2 separate regions of the Homo sapiens genome follow, and region 1 is linked to region 2. The links are chromatin contacts, found by Hi-C or POLR2A ChIA-PET in ENCODE. All regions are on one chromosome and are shown on one strand. Each heading gives the region's core, a stretch centred on a gene start or an enhancer-like site at or near the end of the contact. The rest is flanking DNA. Distances are from core to core; before and after follow the strand shown.

Region 1 (5,192 bases), core at 1,148-3,647, 56 kb after region 2:
ATAGGAGCCCTGGCTCTGGGCCTCAAAATGAAGATGGGGGAATTGGTGAATAGAACAGGGCAGGATTGTGGTTAAGAGTGGAGGTCTTTTATCCAAACTTCTGAGTTTGAAAATTCAGTCTGACCCTTTCTACTTGTGTGTTACATTATAAACCTAAGTCTCCGTTTCCTAGCTTTGAAATGAAAAAAAGTTAGTGCCTCTCAGGATTTGGGTGAGAATTAAATCGGGTCATTTGTGTGACCTTTGCAGAGTGCCTGGTAGACACCATACACCCGGTGAGGGCTAGCTTAGGTAAACAAGCTTTTGTGAACCAACTTGGTAATCTAATCACACAATAGTATTGTTTTATTGGAAAAGCCATTCTAAATTTTGACAACCTATAAATGAGGTTCTGAGTAAGTTGTAAACTGCCTAAGAAATTGTGTTGATCTTAATTTTTAAATAAATGCAATTATTAGTATGCTATAATTTTAACCCTTGGAAACTGAACCAAGGAAAAATGGGAGGGATACCTACATGAGACAGTGGAAAGAAAAACACTGCTGAGAAGCACAGTTTAGACCGAGAGTGGTCGCTCATGCCTGTAATCCAAGCACTTTGGGAGGCTGAGGCCAGAGGATCACTTGAGCCCAGGGGTTTGAGACCTGTCTGGGTAACATGGCAAATCCCCGTCTCTACGAAAAAATACAAAAATATCCAGGTATGGTGGCATGCCTGTGGTGCCAGCCACTTGGGAAAGAGATTGCCCTATTTCTCGTCCACTCTTCACATACTGTCTTTTCTGGCTTTTCTTCATTCCGTTTGTCCTTAGTGGAAGGAGGTTCATGTTTGCAGTGACTCATTTAGACTCTTTTGGGGATGGAATTTATTGGGAGATAGGCATTTAGACATTAACCAATGCAGCATCAAGCAAAAAAAAAAAAAACTATTTGCATGGAATTTACATTAACCATATACCAGTGAGTAACCACCTGCAACTCATACTCATTTCAGAAACCAGGGATGACTGTTTTCATTTAGAGTGGTGAATCAATGTTAGGCATTCTAACAGGAAAAAATTAGTTGGTCATAAAGATCTATACTCATCTCCCTGCCCTAATCTTCCCCCTTTAGGATCATTGTATCAAACTGTACTCACACTTGAGGATTTACCTACTTTTCAGAGATCTTAACATTGCTCTAAAGTGTTCCATTTTCATGACTCAACCCAAGGATATTTAAGTACACCCAGAGTGTTGAGAATATAATTATGTAGGTAGTATGAGTTTGTGGCAAAATTGTGCTCAGATTCCAATTCTGCCACCAACAAATTTAGTGTTCCTATAATAACCATGGGAAAGAAGCCTTCAATAGTAATAATCTAACATTAATAATCATTAATTACCAATAATAACTCAAATATCACTTTGTAAAAGAGGTTTTCCCTGATCGTCCTGTGTAAAATAGATGCTTTCCAACCCTGTCACTATCCCATGTCCATCTTTTATTTTCATAGCATCTAGCGATGATATTATTTCTACATTTGTTTATTTGCTCATATATAAATGTGTTTATTTACATATAAGAGCTGAGATTTTGATTTTTCAGCCATGGTCTTAGTGACTCTGGGCAGATGTTTTAACACCAAGTCTAGAGTGGGCTGAGAAGCCAGAAACAGGCCTCTAAGATGTCACAGACACTAACTTGCTATGAAAACTTGAGCAAATCATAGAGTTGCCAGGTCTGCAGGTTTCTTTCTCTGCCAAATGAGCTAGCAGTGCCGGCCCAGCCTGCCTCGCAGGATCAGCGAGGATCTTGCCACCAAAGATGGAGACAGGGTGGAGGGGAGAATGAGATGTTCCCAGCAGGAGAGAAACAGGTGTGAGCAATGCAGAACCCAGGAGAAGCACAAAAAGCGGAATAAATGAAAGGAAGGCAGGGATTTAAAGAAAGCTGCTGAGGAATGGTGAGGTTGGTCTAGATCACCACTTCCCAATGCAAGAACACACAATGTGGCACAGCTGGGGCTACATGAGACTCAGGAAAGTGTCAGAGAAGCAAGAAAGGAGCAAAGATGAGCATTGCATCTGCATGTTGCAGCCTTGAGTGTTGATGGAAATAGATTCAGTTGGTTGGCAACAGGTCCGAAGGAGATGCCAATACGTAACATGTCAAAAATGCATGTAGAACAACAACAAAAACCTGTGAGGACCAAAAGAGAAAAGCACATGACTATGTTTTGAACACCTAAACTTTAAAAAGTACAAGCAACAAATTCTAATATGTGGGCATTTACTTTATTTGGGGGTTCTGCTTATTTTTGTAAATGGACAGGACACCACAGGAAGTAGGAGTGTATGCGGTTACTTTAACCTCAAGCTTTCTGCATGTGTCATTCTCAAGCACAGAGCCTTTCTCTTGTAACTACAGCTGCGGAGGCTCAGTGGTTTATCTGTTCCAAGTGGATGTCTTTGCTGGGTAGGACAATGACCACACTCAGGTGATCCTCCACGTTGGGCATCTCAAGCACTTGTAAAGGAGGGTCCTTAATGGAGCCTCCTTTTAAAGCTAAATGGAGCATGTATCATCTCCACAGGTCTGCTCTGAGACTACAAAAGTAAAAACAGTGAAATAATAAAGCCAATCTCTTTCTTTTGCTATTTAGGACATAGAAAATTTATGTTTATTTTCATCCTCCAAAATTGCCTACAGTTGGTGGCAAAAGAAAACCATCCATCCGTCTTTAGAAATACCTACGATTGAACGTTATTTTGATGACATAAAGAGGGGAGGAACCTAAACAAAGCTGCTACTAAAGTCCAAAGTATTCAAGTTCCCCAATATATTAATTTCATTCAGGTGTACTTTTTTGACTTCCAGATGCAGTTAATTCACTTCAAAGGGCTGGGAAATACCCACACCATAAGATCTTACCAGGATAACCATTTTTAAAGGACAAATAGGTCCTTTCAAGAGCATAATTTAGAAGTCTCTCCAGCTCGAGTAAAATCTGACTAATCTTAACTAGTCAGCAGCATTGAGCTGATTCTGATAATTTCTGGAGTTACAAAATAGCTAAGAATGTGACAAAGCACTAGGTGAGCTCTCATAATTGGACTACTTTAAGGAAATTTTGTTATGACCATAATGATACTTTATGTTTTTATCTTTGAAATGCTAGTTAACAGGTATATACACCTGCATTGTGTATATAAGCCAAATGGATGAGATTTTTCTGTGAAATAAAATATTCTGTTTTGTTAGCTGCTTTCTCTAGCAAATCTATTTGCTGTGGGGTATGCTTACCCCTTTGAGCATCTCTTTATGAATCCTGCTAAAATAGCCCATTTTCTACATACTGTGATTCCCCAACCGGGCTGATCCTTGGAAGGACCTAAGGGGCTCTTTGAAAATATGTATACTCAAGTTCATCATGCAAATCAGAGTCCCCAGGAAGGTGGCCCTAGAATCTGTATTTTCAAAAATCACAGCCATAACATCTATATAATTTATTGTTCATTTTATAACCTCAAAATGTGAATGTGATGGTAATATTCTTTGTAAGGGCATTACTACATACTTCCAGATATGACTAATGTGTTTGGCTAGAGGTTTATGTTTCTCCTTAATTTACTACTTATTTTATATGAAAAGTATTTATTCAGAAATAGAAAGTCTATTCTTACAGTTGACAAGAACAAATTTTAAATTTACTTGTAATTTCAAGCATTCCTTGGTGGGCTGGAATAAATGCATTTGATAGCACAGTGGCTTAGTTATTATATACAGATCAATTCTTTCTTGTTAAATAACATGTCTTATTTTGGTTGTGGCCTGATATTTGGGACATTTTTGACACTTAGAAAAGTTGGGAAGGCTGAGGGTGCTAAGTAGAAGGGCAGTAAGCCTAGAACCTTCCACCTTGACTGTGCATTTTGTTCACCAGTTCAGCTTGGCTTTGTAGGGAGATCAAACTCATTTTAGAAGTGACCTGCCTGGTGCAGCAAACCACCATGGCACATGTATACCTAGGTAGCAAACCTGCACATTCTGCACATGTATCCCAGAACTTAAAGTATAATTTTAAAAGAAGTGATTTGCCTGTTAGTTCCTCAGTTGTCTCTTGCTGTTATTTTCTATTGCCTGACCTTATTTCCAGTTAGCAAGAGGTAAGTGGCTTGATAATAGTTTAAGTGGTCTTAACCAAGACTTATTTTAAATACTTTCAAAGTCTATATTTCATAGCATTTTTCAATTGTACAACTGCATTGCTAAAATAGAATTTCTATTTTTATACAGGGTAAAAAACAGTGGAAAATTTTAAAGAAAGGTTCAACAAAAAAATAAATATTTTATAAATCAAAATCTGCTTTTTATTGCAAATGTAGCTAGGATAGCCACTTGGAAATTAATTTGCTTCCCTAAGGCCAGAAATAATTTAGCAGTTCTTAAGGACAAAAATTTTGAGGATTACTTTTAAGAGATAAACAAATTAAGCCATGAGACTACATGAGACCACCTCATCCAACGTGAAAGCCATTGCTTTTGTTTGGTCTTTCTGAAGTGCATTTTTCTGGTTCTCTCTGAAGGAGATGGCATTAACCAACACCAGCTGATTGGGAGATATGAGGCTGTGGGGTGATAAGAGATCCTAGATTTCACCCGTGGGAAGTGAAACAAAGCAAGACCATACTTAATCAACAATTGAATATGAATTATTTTCACTGGTTTTGTTTTGACTTTAGATCTATTTTTAACTGGCATATATAATTAACACCAGATATCTTCATATGAACCAAAAACAAGACTTTTGAGCAAATATGTAAAGCATTCCCAATTATATAATGGACAAGGAATGTGGAAGATGCAGAAGAAAAGAAAGTGAGTGTATAGCCTATTTATCTATTTTATAGAAACATGCAAAATTGTGGATGAAATTTTCTTGTCATACTGTTAATAAATGTTATACTGTTAATGTGTCTTTGTTTTTCTACCTTCAGTAAAATCCTTGACTAATAATAATGACATGGAGCAAAAACTCAAATGTAAAATAAAAGACAAAATCTTCTGAGAAAATCTAGCATATTTTCTTACATGTACATTTGCATGTACCCTATGACCCAGCAATTCCACTAGTAGATATTTATTTAACAGGAGTGAAAGAATATGTACTCAAAAAGCCTTTTACAGGAATATTCACAGCAGCATTATTC
Region 2 (5,640 bases), core at 2-2,501:
CATACTTTATGTTTGAATGAAAATCTTTCAAAACAAGGCAAAATTGAAGTCATGGGGTATTGTGAAATACCACAGCCTCCTGGAACAGGTATACCTGTTGTGAATTTTTTAACATTATAGTAATTTATATGATCTCATTAACTTCCAAATAGTATGCTCTTAATTAAGGTTTAATAGTATTACTGGGATGAATTAATGGGAGTAATATGCAGGGTTGGGCTTCCTGGTGGTGTGTGTGTTGGTTCCTGCAACACAAGTTGACAAATGCACCACTGAAACTTGGCACAGGGAAGGAAGAATTTGGGAGGAGTCACCAGGCACACGGCCATTGTCTCTCACCCTGTTGGCCCTGGATGTTAGATTGGAGTTTGCTGTAGCATTTAAAACAAATTTTGTTTACAATTAGACAGTGGAAATATTTTGAAATTGACCACAAAAATTAATGAGAACTAAGAGAAAACAACAGTTTCAAGGGAATATCTCATCAAATACTGCTACATCTCCCCCAACAGAATTAAAAGCAATTTCTCCTAGTTGATGGCTTTCATAATGAATAAGTATCTTTTTATGGGATATTAAGTTATTTACTGAACCATACTTCAGTCAACCCTGCAACTACTTTGGCTGATTATTCTCTTTCACTAAATTGACCCATTATTGAACTAAACTCAATAAACATATTGTTGTACTAGATTGACCCAGCCCAAATTGCTACTTAATTTTTGCAGTTCCTGCTTTTTCATTTAAGGTGCAAATGAAGTCTTCTTTTCCTATTATTTATATACAATGTAGAGATTACATTCAATTGCTTAAATGAAAATATTTTAATGTATCTAGTTGTTTCCATCAAATTTAGTGTCAAAACAGTAGCTAGTAGAGAACATATATAATCTAATCTGTTCAATAAAATTGGCATCACAATCTGAATGTACATTTTGTTTTGGTTAATGCTACAAAGGTATTTGTTGGCTTCTGAGATTCAAAATTAAACCTTATAAATTTAATTCAAATCTTGAAATAAAATATTTTCAATTCAACAACTAAACAAGAAAACACCACTTAAATTTTACTCGCCCTCTACAAACACCCCACATCCAAATTTTCAATCTATTAATACCAGCATGAGGGAAGAGAAAACATGAAACCCTATTTCCCATAGACATGGCATGGAAATCATTGAAATACCTGGTTGTTCTCTGGTTATTCTCTGAGTTGCTGTCTGACGGGCAATGCTCCTCTGAGAGTTGTTACAGTTCAGACATGGTAATGACTGGTTTTATACAGCTTTGCCCCTCCCACATGGCATTTTTTTTTCTCCCTCTGTCTTTTGATCTGTGTCCTTTGAGTGATTCAACATTTTACTCAGGAAGACATCATTAGAATAGAAATACTTGTTTGTAAAGGCATGGTTTAAGAAATTTTGGGGGAGGATGAGGTCACTCTGAAACTTAAGAATTTGTCAATATCTACACATGCCTGTGAAAGTTAGCTAAAATCTGTCAGCCCCAGTTTCAAGATTTCCCCCACTATACTTGTGCTCAAGGATAGTATCAAATTCTACAATACTTCTTCTAGCTTTGGACAACCATGGCCTGTGGGCTTCTTCCAATATATAAATATAATGAGATTTACTCTCTCTTTTGAGCCTAGGGAGACCCAAGCGATGCTTAGGGCATGGGAGGGAAGAAAAAATCCATTTTCTGTCTTAGAAATTCTCTATTTTAATCTGTCTTACATTGTCTCAAGCTGTAATTTTCGAAATAACTCGGATTCTACCCTAATATCCTGACACAAGAAGAATTTTTCATCTTCTCTTGATTATAAAATAGATCTTATGGCCGGGTGTGGTGGCTCATGCATGTAATCCCAGCACTTTGGGAGGCCGAGGCGGGAGGATCACTTGAGGTCAGGAGTTTGAGACCAGCCTGGCCAGCATGGTGAAACCCTGTCACTACTAAAAATACAAAAATTAGCTGCACGTGGTGGCACACATCTCCAGTTCCAGCTACTTGAGAGGCTGAGGCAGAAGAATCACTTGAACCTGGGAGGTGGAGGTTGCATTGAGCTGAGACTGTGCCACTGCACTCCAGCCTGGGTGACAGAGTGAGACTCCATCTCAAAAACAAAAAATAAAATAAAAAGAAAACAGATCTTATCCTTTATTAGGAGCCATTGCCCTTTTACACGTGTTAAGTGCCCCTTTGTCCTTAGTGCTCTTCTCCCGTGAGTGCTGAGGAGTCTGGTGGTGAGCTAAGTCCCTTCTTTCTTTTCAGCCTCTGTCCAAGAAGACCCCTCTGGTAATGTCTATGTGACCAACCATCTGTTTAACTGTTTTTTGTTTTTGTTTTTGTTTTTTTGAGATCGAGTTTCACTCTTGTTGCCCAGGCTGGGGTGCAATGGCGTGATCTCTGCTCACTGCAACTCCCGCCTCTTGGGTTCAAGTGATCCTCCTGCCTCAGCCTCCTGAATAGCTGGGATTACAGGTGCCCACCACTACGACTGGCTAATTTTTGGTATTTTTAGTAGAGACGGGGTTTCACCATGTTGGCCAGGCTGGTCTCAAACTCCTGACCTCAGGCAATCCGCCCACCTCGGCCTCCCAAAGTGCTGGGATTACAGGTGTGAGCCACCGGGCCTGGCCTGTTTAACTGTTTTTTAACCACACATTGACAGCTCAACAAGTTGGGACAGATATCAATGTACCTAGAACTTCCACCACCCTTTCCTTCACTCACTTTTCAGGTGCTACTCTTTCTCACCGTATTATTTTCATTCCAGTTATTCTCAAGAGGAATGTCATGCTTCTTTCTCCCCACTGACTCACCTGTGAGGTTTGATTCACACCCCATAACTTCCATGGAGTCCATTCTGACTCTTACAACCCTCAGTGAACTTCTACGTAGAACTGCAACTTTCAGAGTTCAGGATGTGGTATAGGAATCTTATATATTCTGACAGTATCATCTGAGTTAGGATCTATCCACAAATATATACTTGGTTTCCCTTGAGCAGCAAGAACAGTGGTGAGCATCAAGCAAATTCTTACCAAATATTTTTAATGGGTGGAGTAACATGCTAAAACTCTCTAGAGAGGCCCTATACTGTGGTGAACAAGGATATGAATACTGAGAGACTCAGAAAAGTCTCAGACTCAGAATCTTCTTTTTGCCATTTACTAGTTGTATAATCTTGCACGTATTTCTCAACTACTCTAACTTCTAATTTTCTAATAATTCTATACAGCTGGTACTGTTGATTGCCTACCCCAATCAATGCCTTTCTGCTACCCTTCTTCCTAATTTTCTTCGGGTATTATTCAGAGAGCCCTTGATCTCAGGAAAGGAAAGCCTAGCTGCCAGTCTTGTAGGGGGTGTGTGTGTGTTGGGCAGGGTGGGGGTGGGTTGGAAATGGGTGGACATATAAACCCAATTCTGGACAAAGCGTTTTGGGAGAAATCCACTGGGGAATGTTTGGCAAAAGGTTTTCTTTCCTTAACAGAAGAAAGCATGAAGAAAGAACCTCCATATCTATACCATCCCTTCCTACCCAACTTTGAGCATGGTTGTGCGAGGATGTGATGCCAGAAGATGCCACAGTCACAGTCATATTTCAACCATATAGGAAGACTGAGAAATTTGCAGCGATCCCAAACAAGAGCTCTGACATTGGCCAGTGCTAGAAACCACCTACCTCTAGTTTTTGTTCTTGCTGTTGCTGAGATATTATAATAAACAAGTCTGTATTGTTTAAGCAGCATTCGACGCTATGGGTTCTCTGTCATTTGCAGCCAAAAGCATTCTAAATAATACAGGCTGCTGTGAATAATCAACGAGATGATGCCTGCCAAGTCCTTAGCAGATTCTCGTTGGTAGTGAGTGCCGCATAATATTAGCTGATATATAATAGGGTGACTCTTAGTGTCCGGTTTGGGAGCTGCCTTTCTGCCTAGATTAGAGCAATTTATGAGCTCTAGTATAAGAAGACTAGACTTTCACACCTCAAACAACTAGAGAGACTTGTAAAAGATAATATGTAACTTAAACCCAAATTGAGTGGTGCTAATAGTAAGTATCATAGAAAGAAGGGAAACGATTGATAATGTGTGTTAGGGTCTTGAGCAAAGAGCTGAGATAAATGAAAAATAGACAATAGAGAGAGGAAGGCACTAATATTATAGAAGTGGGAAGCAAAGATCATCGAATAGCTTCCTGAGGTCTGTCTGGATCCGAGTTGGTGTTATAGAGGAGGAAAGGAGAAAAGGAACAGATCTTATAGAGGAGGAAAGGAGAAAAGGAACAGATCTTATAGAGGAGCCTTTGATCTCAGGCTGAGTTGGGATCTAAGCTAAAGGCAGTCTACTGTAAACTCTGGAGAAGGGAAGTGACTTGTAAAAAGTGGTGTTTTATGAAGAAAAATCTGAAAATTCAGAAGAGAAAGAATCTAAAGGGTGAGAAATGTATTAGGAGACTATAGCAGTCACCCAGCCAGTAGGTCAACTAGAAAAAAAGCACAGTCACTAAAGAGTGTTCCTTACCAATAGAAAATACATCAGATTAAGCTTTCTCAAATAACCTGAAATAATACAGGCAACAATTGCAGAGCAGGTCACTCCTACGGAATATGAGATTAATGAAACAGAAAGTGTCTTATTTTCTAGGAAAATGTATACAAGATAATCATAAGGGGGAAATGAAAGGAAATAAAATTATATGGACAGTATGATATTAATTATATAAATACAATACATGCAGAAGAAATATTACTTAACATAATATTTCTTCAAAACATAAACAGGATTTATGTCTAAGTGGTAACTTTATAGATTTACCATTGTCTTTCTTTGTACCTTAAAAAAGTCCCACATTTTCCATAATAGGCATGCATTACTTTTAAAATCAGAAATAATTTACCAAAGTTTCTGTATTGAGGTGTTTTTTCTCTCCTGACTATCACTACAATGAATCATATATAAAGGAGAAATAATTTCCAAAAGAAGACAATAACTTTATAAGTAATAAAGTTCTAATATCTAATCTGAGACTTGCATACACTGTGCTTTTTCTTTGAAACATCTAACCAACTGTGATTGCATAACCTGTGTAGTTTACTCTTCAGTGCCTATCTTCCCTGCTGGATGGTAACAACCATGAACTCCAAGACTATAATGGTTTTCCCCAGTGGCTAGGACAGGCATTTGGCTCATATTAGGTGTTCACTTAGTGTTTGCTGAATGACTTACTCATGTTTGGCACATTGTAATGCATTTCTATCCTCTTCACTTTGAAGAGCAAACAGTGATACTTCCATAATTACCTATTTTACATGATTTGTGGATATATGGGGAATGTACAAATTAGGAAAATGCATCATTTCTGTATCAGCAGTAATATCACCACTGAAATTATCTCAAACATGATATGAATGTAGGTCAAAAGAAAGTCCTATTTTAATATAAAATTCTATATAATAACCTTATTTTTAATGACTTCCAGTTAGACATATTGAAACTATGTTAATTTATAGCAAAGATCATTAGTATTAATTAGCCTTAGTAGTTAGATAGCATGATTTATTCCAGAAATTTAAGTAGTTGTTGCTGTGAGCCGAACCAAATGGAGGTGAAGGCAGTCACCTCCATGG

What was found. Hi-C counts contacts between places; a loop is a spot of excess contacts on that map. ChIA-PET counts read pairs that join two places held with the same protein, here RNA polymerase II (POLR2A). Pooled maps may share reads with other maps.
Region 1: a loop to region 2 is called in a pooled map, with 5 times the contacts of the local background. The contact joins the enhancer-like site here to the promoter of SERPINB2 in region 2. A Hi-C loop is called at or near these places in 1 of 168 maps with a recorded cell type or tissue (posterior vena cava) and 5 of 50 pooled maps. POLR2A ChIA-PET finds 5 or more read pairs at or near these places in 2 of 52 experiments (A673 and AG04450).

Annotation. Positions count from the first base shown.
Region 1 is chr18:63,828,461-63,833,652 of GRCh38, reverse strand. No RefSeq gene overlaps it. Among named protein-coding and RNA genes, the nearest start is that of SERPINB7, 56 kb to the right of the region's middle. Within about 2 kb of position 2,397, at least 3 of the 41 ENCODE cell types and tissues checked have a DNase peak (open chromatin) inside an H3K27ac peak, as active enhancers do.
Region 2 is chr18:63,883,316-63,888,955 of GRCh38, reverse strand. SERPINB2 (serpin family B member 2) reads right to left here and starts at 1,251. Exons shown (of 8, transcript NM_002575.3): 1 at 1,186-1,251. LOC124904356 (a long non-coding RNA gene) reads left to right here. Exons shown (of 3, transcript XR_007066466.1): 3 at 3,499-3,670.